2 separate regions of the Homo sapiens genome follow, and region 2 is linked to region 1. Evidence: read pairs that join two places in POLR2A ChIA-PET (ENCODE). Cell type or tissue: CD4-positive, alpha-beta T cell. All regions are shown on one strand. Each heading gives the region's core, and the rest is flanking DNA. Links, peaks and the distances in the headings are about the cores only.

What was found. Peaks named below come from ENCODE experiments on the same cell type or tissue, not always from the same donor. Only the 100,000 strongest peaks of a DNase experiment are listed, where the experiment ranks them.
Region 2: POLR2A ChIA-PET joins it to region 1 with 12 read pairs; 16 of 35 experiments call an interaction of 5 or more read pairs at or near these places.

The regions. Positions count from the first base shown.
Region 1 is chr1:108,641,256-108,651,298 of GRCh38, reverse strand. HENMT1 (HEN methyltransferase 1) reads left to right here. Exons shown (of 8, transcript NM_001102592.2): 6 at 90-269; 7 at 911-1,088; 8 at 2,308-3,004. The coding sequence ends at 2,733. Among named protein-coding and RNA genes, the nearest start is that of HENMT1, 15 kb to the left of the region's middle. RefSeq lists a silencer at 8,561-8,761. In CD4-positive, alpha-beta T cell, for the core only: CTCF peaks have their summits at 7,361 and 7,561 (motif pointing right); DNase peaks (open chromatin) are centred at 4,398, 5,378, 6,238 and 7,578; H3K4me3 peaks cover 1,723 bases; H3K27ac peaks cover 4,489 bases.
Region 2 is chr1:108,698,629-108,708,671 of GRCh38, reverse strand. PRPF38B (pre-mRNA processing factor 38B) reads right to left here. Exons shown (of 6, transcript NM_018061.4): 5 at 9,845-10,043; 6 at 5,744-9,510. The coding sequence ends at 8,652. Among named protein-coding and RNA genes, the nearest start is that of FNDC7, 9.3 kb to the left of the region's middle. RefSeq lists an enhancer at 5,070-5,159. In CD4-positive, alpha-beta T cell, for the core only: no CTCF peak of the experiment used is centred there; DNase peaks (open chromatin) are centred at 4,491, 5,041 and 7,011; H3K4me3 peaks cover 1,424 bases; H3K27ac peaks cover 3,625 bases.

The DNA.
Region 1 (10,043 bases), core at 629-8,628:
CAGATGGAAATTGTTTTTGATAAATCAATTAGAAAAATAGGTGCAAGTGAAGCTAGATTTTATTATGTCTTTCTCATTAACCATTTTAGAATAGAACATTTGGATTCAGGTGATCTGGCCAGATTTCCTGAAGTGGTATTTGGGTACCTGTCTCCATCCATGATTGTCATCAGCACACCAAACTCTGAATTCAATCCCCTGTTTCCATCAGTGACCTTAAGAGATTCAGATCATAAATTTGAGTGGACCAGAATGGAGTTTCAGACCTGGTAAGTTCAGAAGGGTTTTTGTTTATTTGGGATCCTGTTGGAGTTTAAAATCTTAGGAAATAAATATTGATATACATACATTACCTAAATTGTTTTGTACTTTCTTCCAATAAAATTGATTCCAATGTGTGACTTAGTATGTAATAAGATCACAAAGGAACCATTGCATTTGGGCAAGTGTGGAAAGGGGGTGTGGTTACTGGGCACCTTTTATGTGAAGGCATCTGTAGTACTGGCATGGAGATGAGGAACAAAACAGAGGGAAGGTTTGGGACAGTGAGAATGAGCCTCATGCCCCTCCCCGGGATATCTCCTGAGGCTTAGTCATGTTTTCTGGTGTAATTGCAAACCCAAATGGGTAGTTGGGTTGAGCACTTGTTGCCTCCTTGTCCACCCCTACACCCTGCCCATAATTTTCCTTTCGTCTTCCATATTCTTAGGGTAAATTGGAAACTGACACTATATCCTTGCCTTGACTTCTCTTAGAAATAAATACACTGGTGGTTAGGAATTTGTAACTTAGAAGTATTTATGTTCATTGTATTTTTCATGTTCTCTTTTACTGCTGACCAGAAATGGTTCCTTATTTAACAGTAGCTCTACATTTAGAAAAATGATTGCTGTCCTCGTTTTGGTTTCAGGGCTTTATATGTGGCAAATCGCTATGATTACTCTGTGGAGTTTACTGGTGTCGGGGAACCACCAGCTGGAGCTGAGAATGTTGGATACTGTACCCAGATAGGAATCTTCCGGAAAAATGGAGGAAAGGCAACAGAATCATGTCTTTCAGAGCAGCATGATCAGCATGTTTATAAAGCTGTGAGTATTCTTTGTGAGATAGCTATCAGGGCTAGAGATACATTAGGATGGTGAACTTTTTTGGGGAGTAAGAATCCCCAAAGTAGAGATGAGTGTAAATGACCTTGCTTTGTGGTTCACTCTAGGAGAATTCTTCAGGCCCCATGACTACTGTCCGAGTTAGCCTACGGTGTCCTTTGAGACTGCCTGGCCTTTTGGTGTTTCAAGGCATGTTAAAGGGAATGATCTGCTGGGGTTGTCTTAGAATACTTCAAAGTAGCTGGGTACAGTGGCTCACACCTGTGATCCTAGCATGTTGGGAGGCCAAGGTAGAAAGATTGCTTGAACCCAGGAGTTCGAGTGCAGCCTGGACAACATAGTGAGATCTCCCATCTCTACAAAAAAACACCCAGAATACTTGAAAGCAATAGTTGAGCAACCTCTTTTTGTAATCTGTTAGGATTATCAGTAGTAAAAAGGAAAGCCAGCAGCAGTTTCTCCCCAGCTTGGCTTAGGACATTACTCTTTGAGCCTACAAACTTCTCAGACCCTTTTGGTTTAAAGAGAGAAGAAGAAGAAACACTTCCTCCCCCTCTTTAAAAATTTTATTTAATTAGGGACAGGGTCTTGTTCTGTCACCGAGGCTGGAGTGCACCGGCACAATCATGGCTCACTGTAACCTTGAATTCCTGGGCACAAACGATCCTCCCACTTGAGCCTCCTAAGTAGCTAGGACGACAGGCGTGCACCACCATGCTCAGCTTTTTTTTGTTTTGTTTTTTGTTTTTTTTTCCGTAGAGACAGGGTCTCACTATGTTGCCCAGGCTGGTCTTGAACTTCCATCCTCAAGCAATCCTCCTGCCCCATCTTCCTAAAATGCTGAGATTACAGGTGTGAGTCACTGCACTTACCCACGTTTTCCCTTTTAACTGAACCATTTTTCATTTTTTTTTGCCCTTGCCCCTGTAATATCAAGTAGAAATACTGGGTTCATGTGACTTGGTAGAAACCTGGCTGGGAGACATTGGGCATTAGCATTAGAAAGCAAATCGGATAGTTAATTTCTATGTGTCAGTGATTTGATTCCCATTATAACTGAGGCATTTACGATTAGTAGGATCTGACATATATTCAATATGTACATTTATTCTTACATGGCAAAAAAGTTATTGATGGCTTTGAAAATTTATGTATGTTTATATTATTATACACTTGTAAGTGTTTTGTTTTTTCCCTTCAGGTTTTTACCACCTCATACCCAAGCTTACAGCAGGAAAGGTTCTTTAAACTTGTGTTGGTTAATGAGGTGTCCCAACAAGTGGAAAGCTTAAGAGTGAGCCACCTGCCAAGGCGGAAAGAACAGGCTGGGGAACGGGGTGATAAGCCCAAAGACATTGGTGGCTCAAAGGCCCCTGTCCCATGCTTTGGACCAGTCTTCACAGAGGTTGAGAAGGCCAAGATAGAGAACTCTCCCACACCCTTCTGTGTTGGAGATAAATTTTTCGTACCTCTGCAGAGACTCCTTGCGTATCCCAAGTTGAACCGCTTATGTGCTAATGAAGAGATGATGAGATCAGTCATTGCTGACTCAATTCCTCTGAGCAGTGATGGTTCTGCAGTGGTGGCTGACCTGCGTAATTATTTTGATGAACAGTTTGAGTTTTGAACCATGTTTATTTCCTGAAATTTCAGGGTCTCAGCGATAGTTGTGCTCACTTAGAATTTAGTTTTTTTTGTGTAATCCTAATTCAAGTAATGTTTTTAAAGTTTCACTGCAAAAGTCTATGTTCCAAGCCATTGGACAGACCTGCTTGAGATATGGCCAGACTGCAGTGAGCCCTGAGAAAGATATGAGGGTTTAAAACGGGTGCTTTCCTTTGATTTTGGACTTTTTTGTTTTCTCAAGAATAAAGAAGTTGGATGTGGTAATATGTTAATTTTGAACTTACCTATTTTTTTTGTGTTAAAGCCATGAGTTGATTGTTGTTAGTCTGTTCTCACATTGCTGTGAAGAACTACCTGAGACTGGGTAATTTATAAAGAAAAGAGGTTTAATTGACTTACAGTTCTGCAGGCTGCACAGGAAGCATGCAGGAAGCTGGGGAGGCCTCAGGAAACTTACAGTCTTGGTGGAAGGCGAAGGGGAAGCAGGCACGTCTTATATAGCTAGAGCCGGAGGAAGAGAGCTTGGGGAGGTCTACACACTTTTAAACAACCAGGTTTAATAACAAGAATAGCAAGGGGGAAATCCGCCCTCATAACCCAATCACCTCCCACCAGCCCCCTCCTCCAATATTGGGGATTACAATTTGACATGAGATTTGGGCAAGGACAGAAATACAAACCATATCAATTGTGATATTAAAAATTTAAGAGAAAGTTATCAAATATAGTGTTCAAAACCTTTTCTTTGGGGTAAGAGTAGCTTTAAAATTTTTCTGGGATTCTCTATCTCCTTAATGCCAAATTCTAACCTGTGTAATATTTAGCCTAGAACATCAATAAAACAGGAATGCAGGTGGTTGGAGGGCATAGAAGCCTCTTCATGATGTAATTGCTGTCCATGTTTTGTTGTTGTTGTTGTTGTTTTTTTGAGACAGGGTCTTGTTCTGTTACCCAGGCTGGAGTGCAGTGGCACAATCATGGCTCATTGTAGCCTCAGCCTCTGGGCTAAAATAATCCTCCCACCTCACCTCCTCCCCACCAGTAGCTTGAACTACTGGCATGTACCACCATGCCCAGCTAATTAAAAATTTGTAGAGATAGGGTCTCACTATGTTGCCCAGACTGGTCTTGAACTTCTGGGCTCAAGTGGTCCTCCTGCCTCAGCTTCCCAAAGTGCTGGGATTGTTTTTTGAGCACCCTCTTCTGAGGATGGAATTGGGGTGGTAGTACTTCTCTGGTTGGAATTGGGGTGGTAGTACTAATGGGAGAAAGAAACATAGCTTCACCTCATGGGGGAAAACAGTAGTTTAAATGAGAGGCATTTCTTAGGCACAGGAGTCCAGAGGTAAGCCCCAGGCATGGGAGCTCTGCCACTTTTGGGACCCAGACGTCCATCTTGCATGTTGTGGCTACTTAGTATGCCATCCAGGGACAGAGAGAGAGATTTGAGCTCTGGCTACTACTTTCATATTCTGAAACAGCAGAAAGAAGAGAAGGGACAAAGGGCACACACAAGCTGTCTGGTAAAGCTTGCTGTGGGTTGTTACGCAACACGACTGCTTACTTCCTGTTGATCAGAATGTGGTCTTCAGGCCACACAAAGGGAAGCTGATATATTAGTCTGTTCTTGCATTGCTGTAAAGAAATAGCAGAGACTGGGTAATAAAGAGGTTTATTGGCTCATGGTTCCACAGAGTGTACAGGAAGCATAGCAGCTTCTGCTTCTGGGGAGGCCTCAGGAAACTTCCAGTAATGGCAGAAGGCAAAGGGTTGGGGCGGGGCGAGGCATCTCACATGGTGGGAACAGGAGCAAGGCGGAGCGAGGGGTGGTGCTGAACACGTTTAAGCAGGTCTTGGGCGGACTCTGTCACGAGAACAGCACTAAGGGGATGGTGCGAAACCATTCACAAAGGACCCACCCCCATGATCACTTCCCAGCAGGCCCCTCCTTCAATATCAGGGATTACAGTTTGACATGAGATTTGAATGGGGACACAGATCCAAACCGTATCAGCTGCGAAATACAGTTTTTATTCTGGGAGGTCATGTGTCCACTTGGTCTGCCAAGGAACAAGGGGAGAAGGAACACTGGCAAATAACCATCTGTGCCACAGCTAGGACATCCTGAGCGGTCTGGAATGGGGGCTATGGAGATGCAGAGTTGGTGCCTGGGAGAGGGCTGGGGGGAGTAATTCTCAAGCTGAGTTTCCAAGGGTTAATAATTAAGCAGATGGGAAGGGGATTTGGTGAGGGGGGAGAGAATTGAGGGATTCTGATGAGAACCGTCTTTTAATCACATTACATTGGTAAACCAGCTGTTTTTTCCTTGAATTTCTAATACTGCTATCAGACTTCCCCCATGAATGCTCAAAGGTGCACATGAACAAGAGATTTGTAGCCCCACCCTATTCCTGCTCTCAAAGGCCCTCTGTCCGTCCTCACCTTTCTAGGCCTCTGCAGTTTTCACTCTAGAGTTCCCTTCTCATCATTGCTCTTCTGTGGTAGAGCCAAGGTTTCTAGCCAAGACCAGCCGTTTCTCTGATCTTTCTTGAAAGTTAATCAGTTAACTTTGTTCGAGCCTAATCACTGGAGCCCCCATGTGGAAACATTTTAAGTGCTCATGACTGCCATGGGGGCTGGAGCTGCTCTTCCCCATGGCCTTCCCGCTCTCTCTGCGGCTTCTGTACCTACGTTCTTCTTGAGAAGTTTGTCTTTCCCCCAACCTGGATACAGGCCTTTCTTTGCACACTGAAAGGCTCATTAATACTTGAGGTCAGGGGTTGCCAGACGTGCTTTTGGGGCTAGACAGTAAATCTTTGCAGGTGATCCAGTCTCTATCACAACTATTCAACTCTGCTTGAGTCAAAGCCACCACAGACAATGTGAAAACAAGTGCGCTGAGCAGGAGACAGAGTTTAATCTGCAGTCTTCTTTGAGAGAAGGTTCTCACTGCCACTGCCCACCTCCCAGACTAGATACGAAATCTGCACTACCAGGTATTGAAACCTCCCTGGCCCTTGAGATCTGAATATAATTTGCCTCCAACTCCTATTTCCATAGTCTGGGTAACTCCAAAACTCTGAGACTTCTATGATTTCCTAAAAGCTTACGTTATCACAGCACTGCCTGCCTTCAAGTTCAGTTCCATACAACTGAGATGTGAATCTCAGCCCCTTCTATGCTGCTCCGAGGCTCCTCAAACACATCCCACCTTACCCTCCTTCTCATCTGGCAGCAGCTCCCAGCTCACCTTCCCCAGCTGCCCTCGCTTGCCCCACCCCCTCCCCTCCTTTCCTGTGACTGCCAACCTGCTGCCCCACGGCACGCCCAGCAGTTCAGCTCCCTTCAAGTGTTCTCAGCCCTCAGTTCTGCCAGCGGTTATCAAGGGAGAACTCCAAATAAAGGCAATTTCTTCAACTAGAGTTTGGGTGCCAAGAACATTAAATCTTTATCTCGTTATGCCTGGTCCTGTGGAGACTGTGTGTCGAGCAGTTGACAGGAAGTCAGGGACTGAGCAGTGTCAGCAGTGGCAATGTGGTCTTTTGAAGACTGAGAACTGTGGGTTTCTGCCTTCATGAAGGATGCTAGGTGCTAACTACAGCAAACATGGCTTATCATTATATTTGTGAACCTCGAACATTTGAGACAGGTCTCAGCTAATTTAGAAAGTTTATTTTGCCAAGGTTGAGGACACGCTCCCATGACACAGTCTCAGGAGGTCCTGACAACATGTACTCAGGGTGGTCGGGGCACATCTTGGTTTTATACATTTTAGGGAGACATGAGACATTAATCAATATATGTAAGAAGTACATTGGTTCCATCCAGAAAGGCGGGGACAACTCAAAGCAAGGAGGGAGCTTCCAGGGCACTGGTAGAGGAGAGACAAATGGTTGCATTTTTTTGAGTTTCTGATAAGCTTTTCCAAAGGAGGCAGTCAGATATGCATCTACCTCAGTGAGCAGAGGGATGACTTTGAATAGAATGGGAGCTAGGTTTGCCCTGAGTAGTTTCCAGTTTGAATTTTCCTTTCGCTTAGTGATTTTAGGGGTCCAAGATATTTTCCTTTCACATATATGATGCACATCCTTGGTGATATCTAGAAAAAGGGGACAGCTGGGAATATTGCTGAGGTCTAGCAAACAAGCTGCTAGGAGCTGGAAGTTGGAAATGTGTATAGTAAATGTTAAATACAAGCTTTTGAAGCCAGCAGTATGTGTTAATACCTTTTATCTTGAAAGTTAACAATTCATGTCCTCTATTTCTCTGTTGGGTTCTTAATGTTCCTGCTGAATTGTGTGTACTCTGCCTGCACACTTTTGCCTCCACTGCTGCAACAATCTCATTTCTTTCTACATGCTCAACTTCATCCTGCATGCTAGACTCAAGCTAGAATTAGTCAGATTAAACTGTGATCTGATTGTATTGTCTTACCCAACAACATGACTCCCTGCTCCCACACATCACCCTTGACCCATCAGAGCCTTTGCTTTCACTGAACAGGCTCTGTGTGTTCTCACTGCTGTTTCCCACCTGGCCCTGTACATATGTTCTTTACCATGCTGCCCAAGCAGTGCTTTTGGGTAGAAATCTTCATGGAACTGTACTTAGAGAATTTTTCATTAATCCTACACCAAAGGAAACAATTTTACTTTAAGCAAAATGTGCAATGCTTCAAAGTCTGTTGAAATTATTTCAAATTTTAAAAATTACAAGATAAAAAATGTGTTTTTCCTTTGGTCTAAATTTCATGAAATATATGTGAAATAGGAGCAGATAGGATCACTTGAGACAGGTAGATTTGAACTGAATCAACAGACGTTCAAGGCCAGAAGGTGGCACACTTTTCCTATTTTAAGTAGCTGCACATACTCGCTTTAAGGGTTCCCCAATATAAGATTCAAAAAACAAGATGCCAAAAAAGCTTAGCATGCCAACTTTCTGCAGAGGTTTGAGGTTTTCTGCAATGCATACACTAAGGAAAAACAGTGTTGAAATGGTTTGAAGATCTGCGGTGAAGTCAATTTCTTAAGAAATGGTTGAGGTAATACCTCAACCTAGCTGGGTTATAAATGCATGGGAATGAGGTCTAAACATTCATTTGGGAAATTTTCTGACATTTCCTATTAAATAGGTTCACATGGAATAGAGATCACTGACCCAGGGACTGTCTAAATTTATGCCTGTTTAGGTTTCTTTTTTTTTTTTTTTTTAGACAGAGTCTTACTCTGTCGCCCAGGCTGGAGTGCAATGGCACGATCTCAGCTCACTGCAACTTCCACCTCACGGGTTCAAGTGATTCTCCTGCCTCAGCCTCCCAAGTAGCTGGAATTACAGGCACCCGCCACCACGCCCAGCTAATTTTTTGTATTTTTAGTAGAGACGGGGTTTCACCATGTTGGTCAGACTGGCCACAAACTCCTGACCTCAGATGATCCACCCACCTCGGCCTCCCAAAGTTCTGGGATTACAGGCGTGAGCCACTGCGCCCAGCCTAGGTTTCTTAATTTTCTGTTAAACTTTGTATAATGTGGACTGGATTAATTCCACCAGTGATTTCCTACCTATCATACAAATGGAAGGAAAGATTTCATTATGTGCTGCTACCAGATAAGTGATGCATAGGTACAGGAAGCGAAGTGAAAACAGGTGAAAGAGAAAGGGAAGGACAGACAGAGAAAGAGGAAGAAAGCCACCAGGTGTTGAAGAAAGGTGGGCCAAGTCGAAACAAGAAGGCTGGGTCTGAGAACTCCATGTTGGAGATGTGGGCAGCATCTGAGGGGGCAGATCAGAGTCCTGCCAGGTTCTGCTGTGATCTGGTACAAAGTTATTCTGGGTGATCCTCTGTACTGGGGAGGAGTGTGGAGGTTTTCCCCTAGAGTGTCCATACCCTACTCTGTCCTGACAAGAGCAGGGTGCTTTCTCTTTAGTCATATAACCTTTTTAAATCTGCACTGTCCAGGGAGGCCCTGACAATCTGCAGAGAAGATGCTGGGTTCAAACTGACATTAAACCATAGTTCTTTATTAATATTAAATTGCTATTATAATTTGAATATCAGCAGAGGGACACTGTTGGCATTGTTTTTGTTCTCTGAGGACATTCTGGTCTATGGGAATAGAACAGTCTGTACGAGGATATAGGTGACATAAATACCATTTGTTAAGTGATGATCTTAAACTGTAATAGTGAAAAAATGTTTGTGGGTACATAGTAGGTGTATATAGGGGGTATATGAGATATTTTGATATAGGCATGTAATGTGTAATAATCACATCAGGGTAAATGTGTTTTAACATTTATCATTAATAATGTGAAGTAACAGTATCTGTTACTTCAAGCATTTATCCTTTGTGTTACAAACAATCCAATTATACTTTTTTTTTTTTTTTGAGATGGAGTCTTGCTCTGTCGCCCAGGCTGGAGTACAATGGTGCGAGCTCGGCTCACTGCAACCTCGTCTCCTGGGTTCAAGCGATTCTCCTGCCTCAGCCTCCTGAGTAGCTGGGATTACAGGCGTGCACCACCACACCCGACTAATTTTTGTATTTTTAGTAGAGATGGGGTTTCACCATGTTGGTCAGGCTGGTCTCAAACTCCTGACCTCTAGTGACGCGCCTGCCTTGGCCTCCCAAAGTGCTGGGATTACAGGCTTCAGCCACTGCGCCTGGCCCAATTATACTCTTAAAATGTACAATTAAATTATTTTTGATTATAGTTACCCTTTTTTGCTAGCAAATACTACATCTTATTCATTCATTTTTTTTGCCCACCTCCCACACCCTACCCCCTAACTACCCTTCCCAGCCTCTGGTAACTATCCTTCTACTCTCTTATCTCCATGAGTTCAATTATTTTAATTTCTAGTTCCCACAAATAAGTAAGAACATCTGAAGTTTGTCTTGCTGTGCCTGGCCTATTTTACTTAACATAATGGCCTCCAGTTCCATCCATGTTGTTGCAAATGACAGGATCTCATTCTTTTTTATTGCTGAATAGTACTCTACTGCATTTATGTACCACATTTTCTCTGTGAATTCATCTAAGTGTTGATGGACACTTAGGTTGCTTCCAAACCTTGGGTATTGTGAATAGTGCTGCAATAAATGTAAAAGTGCAGGTATCTCTTCAATATACTTATGAGAGGTGACAGCATGCTGGCAGTCCTCAGAGCCCTCGCTTGCTCTTGGCACCTCCCCTGCCTGGGCTCTCACTTTGGTGGCATTTGAGGAGCCCTTCAGCCCCCCCACTGCACTGTGGGAGCCCCTTTTTGGGCTGGCCCAGGCTGGAGCCCACTCCCTCAGCTTGCAG
Region 2 (10,043 bases), core at 1,362-9,361, 57 kb before region 1:
GTATTGGAAAGATTGTTCAATGGATATTGGAATCACTAAGAATTATGGCAAGAGTGGTGAAAGAGGTATTGAGCCTCTATTAAACTCTATAATTATTAAAATATTAGGGGAGTATCTATTGGGTATGGATGATATAGACAACTGAGGGACAGTAGATGGTGTAATCTGATGACGTGTTTTATAGGACCTAGGGGATTCAGGAAAGAGAGAAAAACAATGGTCTGGAAGTACAATGATTTTAAAGAAATGAGTTAGGAAAGATAATTATTGTGTTAGCAACCGTCTCTGGCTAATGTCAACTTCTTGGTTGTCAAAATAGGTAATGAGTGTTATCGCTGAACTGTTCCATTGGGAAACAATGCAAATAAAGCGGTTGCTTTTGTAATATGAATTTACTTTAAAGCTTTGAATGACTAAATTTACCAGCTGTCTGAAATTCTCGCTTCAGGAATGAGATTCTGCAAAGCAGTGAATGCATGAATTTTGATACTGAAGGGAATGGAGCTAAGACAACCAAGAGGGGAAATAGCTACAAGAGTAAGTCTATTTACACATTATTAGTGTACTAATAAGGTAATATCAGCAAATTTAAGATTAGTAAATAATGCAAAGGCCAGGAGAGGGACTGAAAATAAAAGATAAAGATAAGAGTCTGGAACGGAAGAGGGAGAAAATGTGAGGATGCTCCACACAAGAATCATCCACTTTCCAGACCACACATGCCTGTGTTGATGCTTCCTGACACCCACCCTCCTTCACTAAGCTCATGCGCACTACTTTAGCTTATGTTACTTGGTGTGCAATTCCAGATCTCAGAACTGTGATTAGTCGGGATTAGGTTTTGCTGAGAGTGGACAGAAAACCTATAACAGTGGCTTAACCAGAAGTTTCTTCCTGATATAAAATAGTAGAGGCAAAGCCTCCAGGAGTGGCGTGGCAATTCTATTCCACGGAGTCTTGAGAGACCCAGGCTCCTTTTTCCTCTTTAGTCTGCCATCCCTAGGAGGAGGCCCTCCTTCTTGGTCCAAGATAAAGTTCCAGCTATCACATTAAAGTTCTAAGCAGCAGAATTCAGTGAGAGGAGATAAAAGAGACTAACGATACATTCCAGTAATCTCTATTGGGGAACAATTGGCAGTCTACCACACAAATGAATGAATAAATAAATGTGATCTGGTGCATAGGTAGATCAGCCAAGGGCAGAATTTAAGACATGTAACGGAAAGATATAGAGAGAGGTGGCCAGGCGCATTGGTTCATGCCCATAATCCCAACACTTTGGGAGGCCAAGGCAGGTGGATCACTTGAGCCTAGGCGTTTGAGAGCAGCCTGGGCAACATGGAGAGACCCCATCTCTACCAAAAATATAAAAAAGTCTCCAGGTGGGGTGGCGTGTGCCTGTAGCCCCAGCTACTCAGCAGGCTGAGGTGGGAGGAGTGCTTGAGCCCAGGGAGGTCAAGGCTGCAGTAAATATGAATATGAAATGAATATGGAGATGAAGTAGGAACTTCAGAAACTAGTAAAGATTTGAAGTGGCCATTGTAGGGGATATCAAAAAGAAATATTTAGGGATATAGAAGGAATGTAGAGTAGGATTAACTCCAGGAAAACATTGGAAACTGCAAGATTTTTAGTGGCCCTAATCCATAATGTAGTCTTCCACCATGCCCTTACATCCCCCTTCTGCCAAAGGCAGACCATTTCCACCAAAAAAAAAAAAAAAAGAGGAATCATATAAAACTTCCTATTTGGGCCCAGCATGGTGTCTCATGCCCATAATCCCAGCATGTTGGGAGGCCAAGGTGGGAGGGTTACTTGAGCCCAAGAGTTCCAGACCAGCCTGGGCAATGCAGTGAGACCCCACCTCTATAAAAAATTAGCCAGGTGTGGTGGTGTGTGCCTATAGTCTCAGCTACTTGGGAGGCTGAGGTAGGAGGATCACTTGAGCTTGGGAGGTTGAGACTACAGTGAGCCACGATCGTGCCACTGTACTCCAGCCTGGGCAACGGAGCAAGACCATGTCTCAAACAAACAAACCCCACTTTTTGTCACAAACACACACCACTTTTTTTCTTCTTCACTCAAATTAAGTAGATGGTATTTTCTTGCTGGTACTAACAAGGATAAACAGATTAAAAACTCAATGTTAGAAAATATCAGGAAGACCCTTACTGATCAGAGATTCCTGGTTATTACAATAAAAGAAACCAGAGTTAGGCTCCTGTATTCCAGGGAAGAGAAACTCAGGCCACCTTAAGAAAAACAGAGAAATTGCAAGGATATCCACTGACCAGACTGGGAAAAAACTAGAAAGCCAGCAGGAAGTGAGGCAGCTTCAGGGTCCGGTGACTCTTTTACATGGTCACTGTTGTAAGACAACTATGCATCTTGTCCACTCTTCTAAGGACTGGCCAATTCTTAGTTTTCTGTTAAAATTCTGAAAGAAGCCTGTCTGATTCACTTACATAATTCTCAACAAACTTCTTGGGCTGAGCCCTTTATACTAGACTACTTCATCAGCCAGCCAAAGGAGGGAGCATCCATATGACTGGCATCATTTTAATACATTGTACCATTCAGGGTCCAGTCCAGAGACAGAAAACACACAGTAATTCCAAGAGGCAAAGTTTGATACAAAGAATTATTAACCAGTAACGGGGTTAACTACTAAAGGTAAAGAGAAGGCTAAAAAAATACAGTAATAGTGGATATAGGGAGCAGCCATTACCTCTAGTGCTGAGGCAGAGGACCCAAGAAAAGAACAAATGTGGGGGACGTGGCTGGGCACAGTGGCTCACATCTGTAATCTCAGCACTTTGGGAGGCCAAGGAGGGAGGATTGCTTGAGGCCAGGAGTTTGAGACCAGCTTGGGAAACACAGTAAGACCCAGTCCCTAGGAAGAAAAATAAAAATCAGCCAGTTGTAGGGGCACCCGCCCATAATAATCCTTCCTAACCACTCAGGAGGCTGAGGCTGGAGGATTGCTTGAGCCCTGGTTGAGTCTGCAGCGAGCTGAGATCGTGCCACTGCACTCCAGCCTGGGTGACAGAGCAAGGCTCTGTCTAAAACAACAATAACAACCAAAACAAAACAAACAAACAAAAAACGAAAACATTAGGAGACGTTCCCTTGCTAGACTGAGATTCAGACCTTGTTGGCGAGGGTGCAGTTGTGGCTTCTCAGCAAATGCTGAGAAGCTGAAGGTTGGAGCTGGAGAGCAGAGGTGTCAACAAAAGTAGCTAGGAGGCCACCCACTGGGGTGCCACTGAGACTTACTGGGAAACCTGTGAGGTCCTGCTGAAACTCCTGGGCAGGTGCCTGCTGGAGCACTAGCAAACTTGCTGGGAAGCGGGCAGGGGACTCGTGGACTTGCGGGGAACTCCCACTTCTCTCAATGAGATGGTACTGAAATTTGCTGGGGGATATATATTGCTGGGTGCTCTACATGCCACTGGCCCCTACACAATGGAGAAGCAAAAAGAAAAAAGAAAACACACCTCTCTGCTGCAGCTCCCTCCAGCATGCTCCACTGACACGCTTAACATTATGCCAGCCGGCAATGGAAAAATGTTTAAAAGGCCCAGCTCCAGAATCACGAAGCAGGGAAATAAAAGGTGGATGTGGAGCTAGAAAATGTATAAATAACTGGCACATCCACAAATCACTGGCTGTCCCTGCACAAGTTTCGGCTAACCCATGGAACACTTCATTCAGGAAATGTTCACCGAACCAGTACCTGGATTGGCTGGATGAGTGTTGCATTTAAGATTTTCCCTCTATTGGTATAGTCGAATATCCAGGACATTGACTTCAAAATTTCTAAATAAGAGGGAAGGAGAAGACAAGAGGTCTTCCCTTGCATTTGCTCAGCAAGCACTGCTTGTTTTCACTTAGATTATATGTTTATTTTGGATGTCAGAGGTTCATAGCTGATGGAATTTGTTGGAGGGCGGGGCAGGGATGTGTGTGACTAATTGCACTGACTCAAGAAACAGAGAAATAATTCAGCTTCAGAATGGCCAGAACAAGAATCAGCCAAGGAAAACCAACTGAAGATTGGTGGACTTTAAGTACCTGCAGATCAGGGAAGCTTATGTGAGGATTTCTTTACAATAAGTAGTTCTTTTTCCAATCCTTGTGGCAAAACCTCAGGGCTTACATGAAATGCTGTAAGGTCAGTTCTCTGTTTATGCAATAGGCTGAAAAAGCACCCCCCACCCCCTAACACACACATCTGGATACATATCTGTGCTACACATTGTGGATCATGATTATGTAAATAGAAATGCTTTGAATATCAATACTCTGAGAAATCAAATAACGGATTTTAAGTCAGCCATGATGCTAACATTTTCCAGTTGTGACAATGGTCCCAATAAATGCCATTTCAGAGGTACTTGCAAAGTACTGTGGGACTTTATAGGGTGGAATGACGGAGGGGAAATTTCAGAGTGACACTACCAAGAAGCGTTTCCTGCCACGTAAAATCATCTCTACTTAAGAGGTCCTATAATTTAGTCATTCAAGGCTGATTTCAGCATTTACGTAATAGAATCAAACTAGGAACAGAATCAACGCCCATCAGTTGGCCAATATCACCTGAGAATTGGTCCACTAGTCAGTGTTTGAGGTTGCACGTTGGCATCAGTTGAAAGATGTACAAACTGCCAGTGGTGGGACCTCATCTCTACTAACCAAAAACTTTATAATAAAGCACAACTTTTAGGGAAGAGAATTAAGTGAATACCATTGTCATTTTTTTCTTCCTCTGCAGCTCTAAGTAAAATAACAAAACAGATACTGCCTTTGCAACTAACTGCCTAAGTACTCTTAGGAACTTAAGTTTCTGGTTTATTAATTCCCAAACACTGTACATCTAAGCATAGTTTTAAAAAAATCAGTTAATGAACAGAACCAAAGTCCTAGGGCAGTTTGTGAGTTCCTTTGAAGTTACACACAAATTTTAAGGTACTTTTTGAGACACAGCCTCCTTCTCTCGCCCAGGCTGGAGTGCAGTGGTGAGATCTCGGCTAACCGCAACTTCCGCCTCCCAGGTTCTAAGCGACTCTGCTGCCTCAGCATCCGGAGTAGCTGGGATTACAGGCGTGCACCACCACACCCGGCGTATTTTGTATTTTGTATTTTGATTTTTTGAGACGGAGTCTTGCTCTGTCAACCAGGCTGGAGTGCAGTGGCGTGATCTCAGCTCACTGCAACCTCTGCCTCCTGGTTTCAAGGGATTCTCCTACCTCAGCCTCCCAAGTAGCTGAGACTACAGGCATACACCACCACACCCGGCTAATTTTTGTATTTTTATTAGAAACGGGGTTTCACTGTGTTAGCCAGGCTGGTCTCGAACTCCTGACCTTGTGATCTGCCCGCCTTGGCCTCCCAAAGTGCTGGGATTACAGGCATGAGCCACCACACCCGGCCCGTATTTTCCACTTTTTAGTAGACATGGGGTTTCAGCATGTTGGCCAGGCTGGTCTCAAACTCCTGACCTCAGGTGACCTACTGGCCTCGGACTCCCAAAGTGCTGGGATTACAGATGTGAGCCACTGCACCTAGTGGGGTACTTTTTTTTAGACAGGATGGTAGCTTTCATCAGATTACTAAAAAGTGGGCCCAGAACTCAAAACAACCATTGCCTTAGAGGAACTGAGGAACTAAATCAGAGTTAGGAGATAAAAACAGGGCAATATTAAAATGAACACTTTATATTAAAAGTTTAAGATTGATGATATACTCGCCCATGTATAGAATTTAATTGCAAATTGAACATTAAAAACAGGCAAAAGATTTTAATACATGGAAAGGTGAAATCATTCCAGTAAGTACAAAAACTGGATGGAGGATGCTTATTAAGCTGTATTAAAAATTTTTTTAAATTATACTTTAAGTTCAGATACATGTGCAGAACGTGCCGGTTTGTTACCTAGATATACATGTACCTTGGTGGTGAGCTGCACCCATCAACCTGTCATCTACATTAGGTATTTCTCCTAATATTATCCCTCCCCTAGTCCCCCACCCCACAACAGGCCCCGGCGTGTGATGTTCGTGTCCAAATGTTCTCATGTTTCAAGAAATGTGAGATGTCTTTCATAGCCACTTGTTTTCCCAGTTTCTTAGGAAGCCACTCTCCAAATAAATCATGCATATATATAGCAATAACTAGCACAATTTACATGTTCTCACACCTACCATAATTTTCCTCAAAAGCAAACATATTTAAAAATCGTAAGAAGGGACTGGAGTGGTGGCTCACACCTGTAATCACAGCGCTTTGGGAGGCTGAGGTGGGTGGATCACTTGAGGCCAGGAGTTCAAGACCAGCCTGGGCAACATGGCGAAATCCCAACCCTACCAAAAATACAAATTAGCCGGGTGTGCTAGCATGCACCTGTGGTCCCAGCTACTTAGGAGGCCAAGTTCGGAGGATCACTTGAGCCAGGGAAGTGGAGGCTGCAGTGAGCAGAGATTGCACCACTGCACTCCAGTCTGGGTGACAGAGCCAGGCCCGTCTCAAAACAAAAACAAACTAAAAACCCACAAGAAATCAAATGTAGTGACGATCATCGAACTGTCAATCGAGGTGATAGTTCTTTCACCTCCATGTGAAGTAATTTAAATTCTTTCCACATTTTACTTAAAATAGTCAGATAAAACATTTCACATGGAACCATATCCAAAGTAGTAGCTCCATAATTTAGGTATGCTAAAAGTAGATTTTCAACACAAGACAAATTTAGTGGCTTTCATATTATACAATAGGTTTTTCTAACTTCTGGGTGTCTATAGCACTAATTCACTTGATGCTCAATTTAAAAGACAAAGGAATTTTCTTAAAAAAGAAAAAAGCATATCATTTTTAGAAGAATTCATTTAATGAGATTTTTCTAAAATGGAGTGGTACATATGTTAAGCCCACATATGGAGGACTCTTGCAAGTGTACTCGTTTGCTCCATTTAACATTTTTGCAAGGTGGCTTCTGAGTGCGCATTAGTTGGCCAGTATAACCAGTGAGATAAAACAAACCTCAATGTGCGTGCCAGGTTCACTACACTGTCAGAATACTGAGTTTTAGCCCTAGCACTGACATCATTACTTTGGGCCTCTATTTTCTTTTCTAAAAAGAATTGGGTGAATTATCTTAAAGAATTTCAAGTCCAAATTTTAAAAAATGCTAACATATTGTCCAAGTAAAAGGTATCCCAATAAACGTCTTTGACATGGAACAAAGTAATCAAATGACACATGTAACAACCACTGACAAAGGGAACTGCCATTATCAAGTATTCTAATAAAGATTATTGATTACCACATGCCCAATCCCAGTCTATGCATTTCTCCAAAATTCACTTGTCATCTGGGCACTAAGACATCCCTGTACACAAAGTGTGACTCTACTGACGTTTCATCAATTTCCACAATATAAATATGCTAAAAAAATTTAACAAATGGGGGAAAAGCCAAGACCCAGGATAAAGGATTTAATCCAGTATTTATTCCACACTCATGATGGTTCTGTAATCAGAATACAAGTTGTAAGAACAATCTATCAAATAATTTGCTGATAGTCTTAAATAATGCAGCACAGCATTACTTTTAATACTCCTCTGTTCTAGATTAAGTTTAAAAACTCAAACAGCAATCTCCATTATCAATAAAAAAAGTTCTGAATTTTAAAAAAAGGACACTATATCAAGCTGTTTCATAATTTAAGGATTTTCCATTTATAAAAATGCTTTGGAAGCTTGAGGCTTGAATCTGTTTCTCTACTCATCTGCCCCACCCTCTCCCCATTACATGTTAGTATAGGGTTCTGCAAGAATGCTAGGCTTTAGACATTAATTTTTTTCTTTAATATAGTACTTTAAAATCTGAGAAAGAATTCAAGAAAAAAAGATTACATGTCATGTATTTTTTCAAATAAAAAAGGAAAACTAAGTGAATAAATTTTAGGCATACTAAGTGTCCCTTTGAGGTAGAATGCTAAAAGGACTTTTGATGAAATCACAGCCTAAAAACCTCTGCATCAGAAACTAACTTCTCATAAATTCTCTCTAAAGGTAACTGTGGAGAATATTAAGTGTAACATATTAACAAGAGCCTTCCAAGATAATATACAGTAGACAAGAATGTTAATCCTACAATGCTGCCTTCTTGTACATTGGCAGCACATACTTCTCCTATAATAGACATCCAAGATCCATTCTCAAAGTCTTTAGCATTCTATTACGAAAAGCACAGCCATGCTAACTTCAGTACACAAACCATAATCCCACACCTACAAAACAAAAATAGATTAGTGGCAGTTTATTGCCTTATACAAATTTAACCAACATGGCAACCATGCCAAAGGAATTAAAACATTTTCAGGACATATGTACAGACTGTACATTTCAAAAACAAACAATAAAAATGCAAGAACAATCTGTGCATCATGTATCAAACTTAACAATTGGGTGAAAACACCAATGCAATAAATGGAATTACAAAGGCACTTCCCTACACGAAAGAGGAAATGAAAATGCAGCCTACAGGGAGAGCTTGAGGAGTGCGAACTACTGCACAATCTCAACGTGGGGGAAAAAAGCAGATTTAATCATTTATAGGATTCAATGTGATCCACTTTTACAAAATATTTTCACACAGTCTCATCTTTGTTTTTATGCTGTTTTTCTTGGCTCTCTTGTTCTATACTTTGGCTCCTTCGACGATCATGTTTGTCTGACTGGTCCTTACTATCACTGTGATCTCGTTTGTGGGAACGTTCTTTGCTTCTACTACGCTTTCTAGATTTTTCTTTGCTGGGACTATGTTCCCGTTTTTTTGATTTTTCAACACTGTCAGTTCTTCCTTGACTGCCACTTCGACTTCGTTTATTTGATTTTTCTTTACTTTCATTTTTATGTTTACTTGATTTCTCTTTGCTTCTACTTCTACTTCGTTTCCCTGCATTTCTACTTCGACTCCTACTTCTGTGTTTCCTTTCTCTGCTTCTGCTTCTACTGTGTTTTTTCTCTTTCTTGGAATCTCTTTTGTCATCTCTGTGCCGCCTATCATCTTTGTCTTCTTTATGTTTCTTCTCTTCTACCTCTCCCCTACTTCTCTGTTCCTTGGACCTTTCTCTTGATCGCTCTCTCTCTTTTTCTCGTTCATTTCCTCTTTCCTTATCATAGTCACGATCTCGTCTTCTACCTCTCTCATTTTCTTTCTCTCTTTCTCGATCCCTGTCCCTTCTATCCCCTTTCCTATCACGACTTCGACTGCGACTTCTATGCCTTTCCCTACTTCTGCTGCGCCTGCGTTCTAACCCCCGGTCAATACTTCGGGATCTTCGCCGTTCTTTCTCCCTTTCTTTGGCTTCACGCTCTAGTCGCTGGCGTTCTTTCTCTCTTTCTAATTCTCTGTCAAAACTAGAAGACCCATGGCCCTCCCGATGATGACTTCTACTTCTTGACCTTCTTGGGGACCTCCGTGGACTCAGAGATCTCCTTGGAGACCTAAGGAAGGCGGAGGGAGAAAGAAAATTTCAATGAATAAAACATATGCAATTCTTTTCACAGTAAAACTTTCAACAGCATTATTTATTCATGTCCTCAAGCTTAAGGCCATGTCAAGAATCATTAAAGCAAAAAATTTTATTGTTCTCATTTACAGATGCATAATTTTATAGAAAAAGCCCTGAAAGGAAGAAAATAATCTTTGGGGGGTAAAAGTGACAAACTAATAAAATGAACAGTAAAAACAAATTCCTAAGAACTTGCTATTTCTCAGAACCATTAATTTTGTATAAAGCATATATGAAAAATAAGCATAATTCAAGAGTGACATTACCTTGAACGTCTGCGTTCAACATGTCTGTCTATTTCCTCAGCACCTTCCTTCCCATCTTTCTTGATTTTTCTAGGTCGGGTTTTAATCTGTTGATCAATATTCTTTTGAACTGGAACTGGAATTCTTGGAAACAAGGTAGAAAACCACTCCAGTTTTGTGAGAAAAGATCGTAGCATTTCTCCAATGGTCATTACACAGC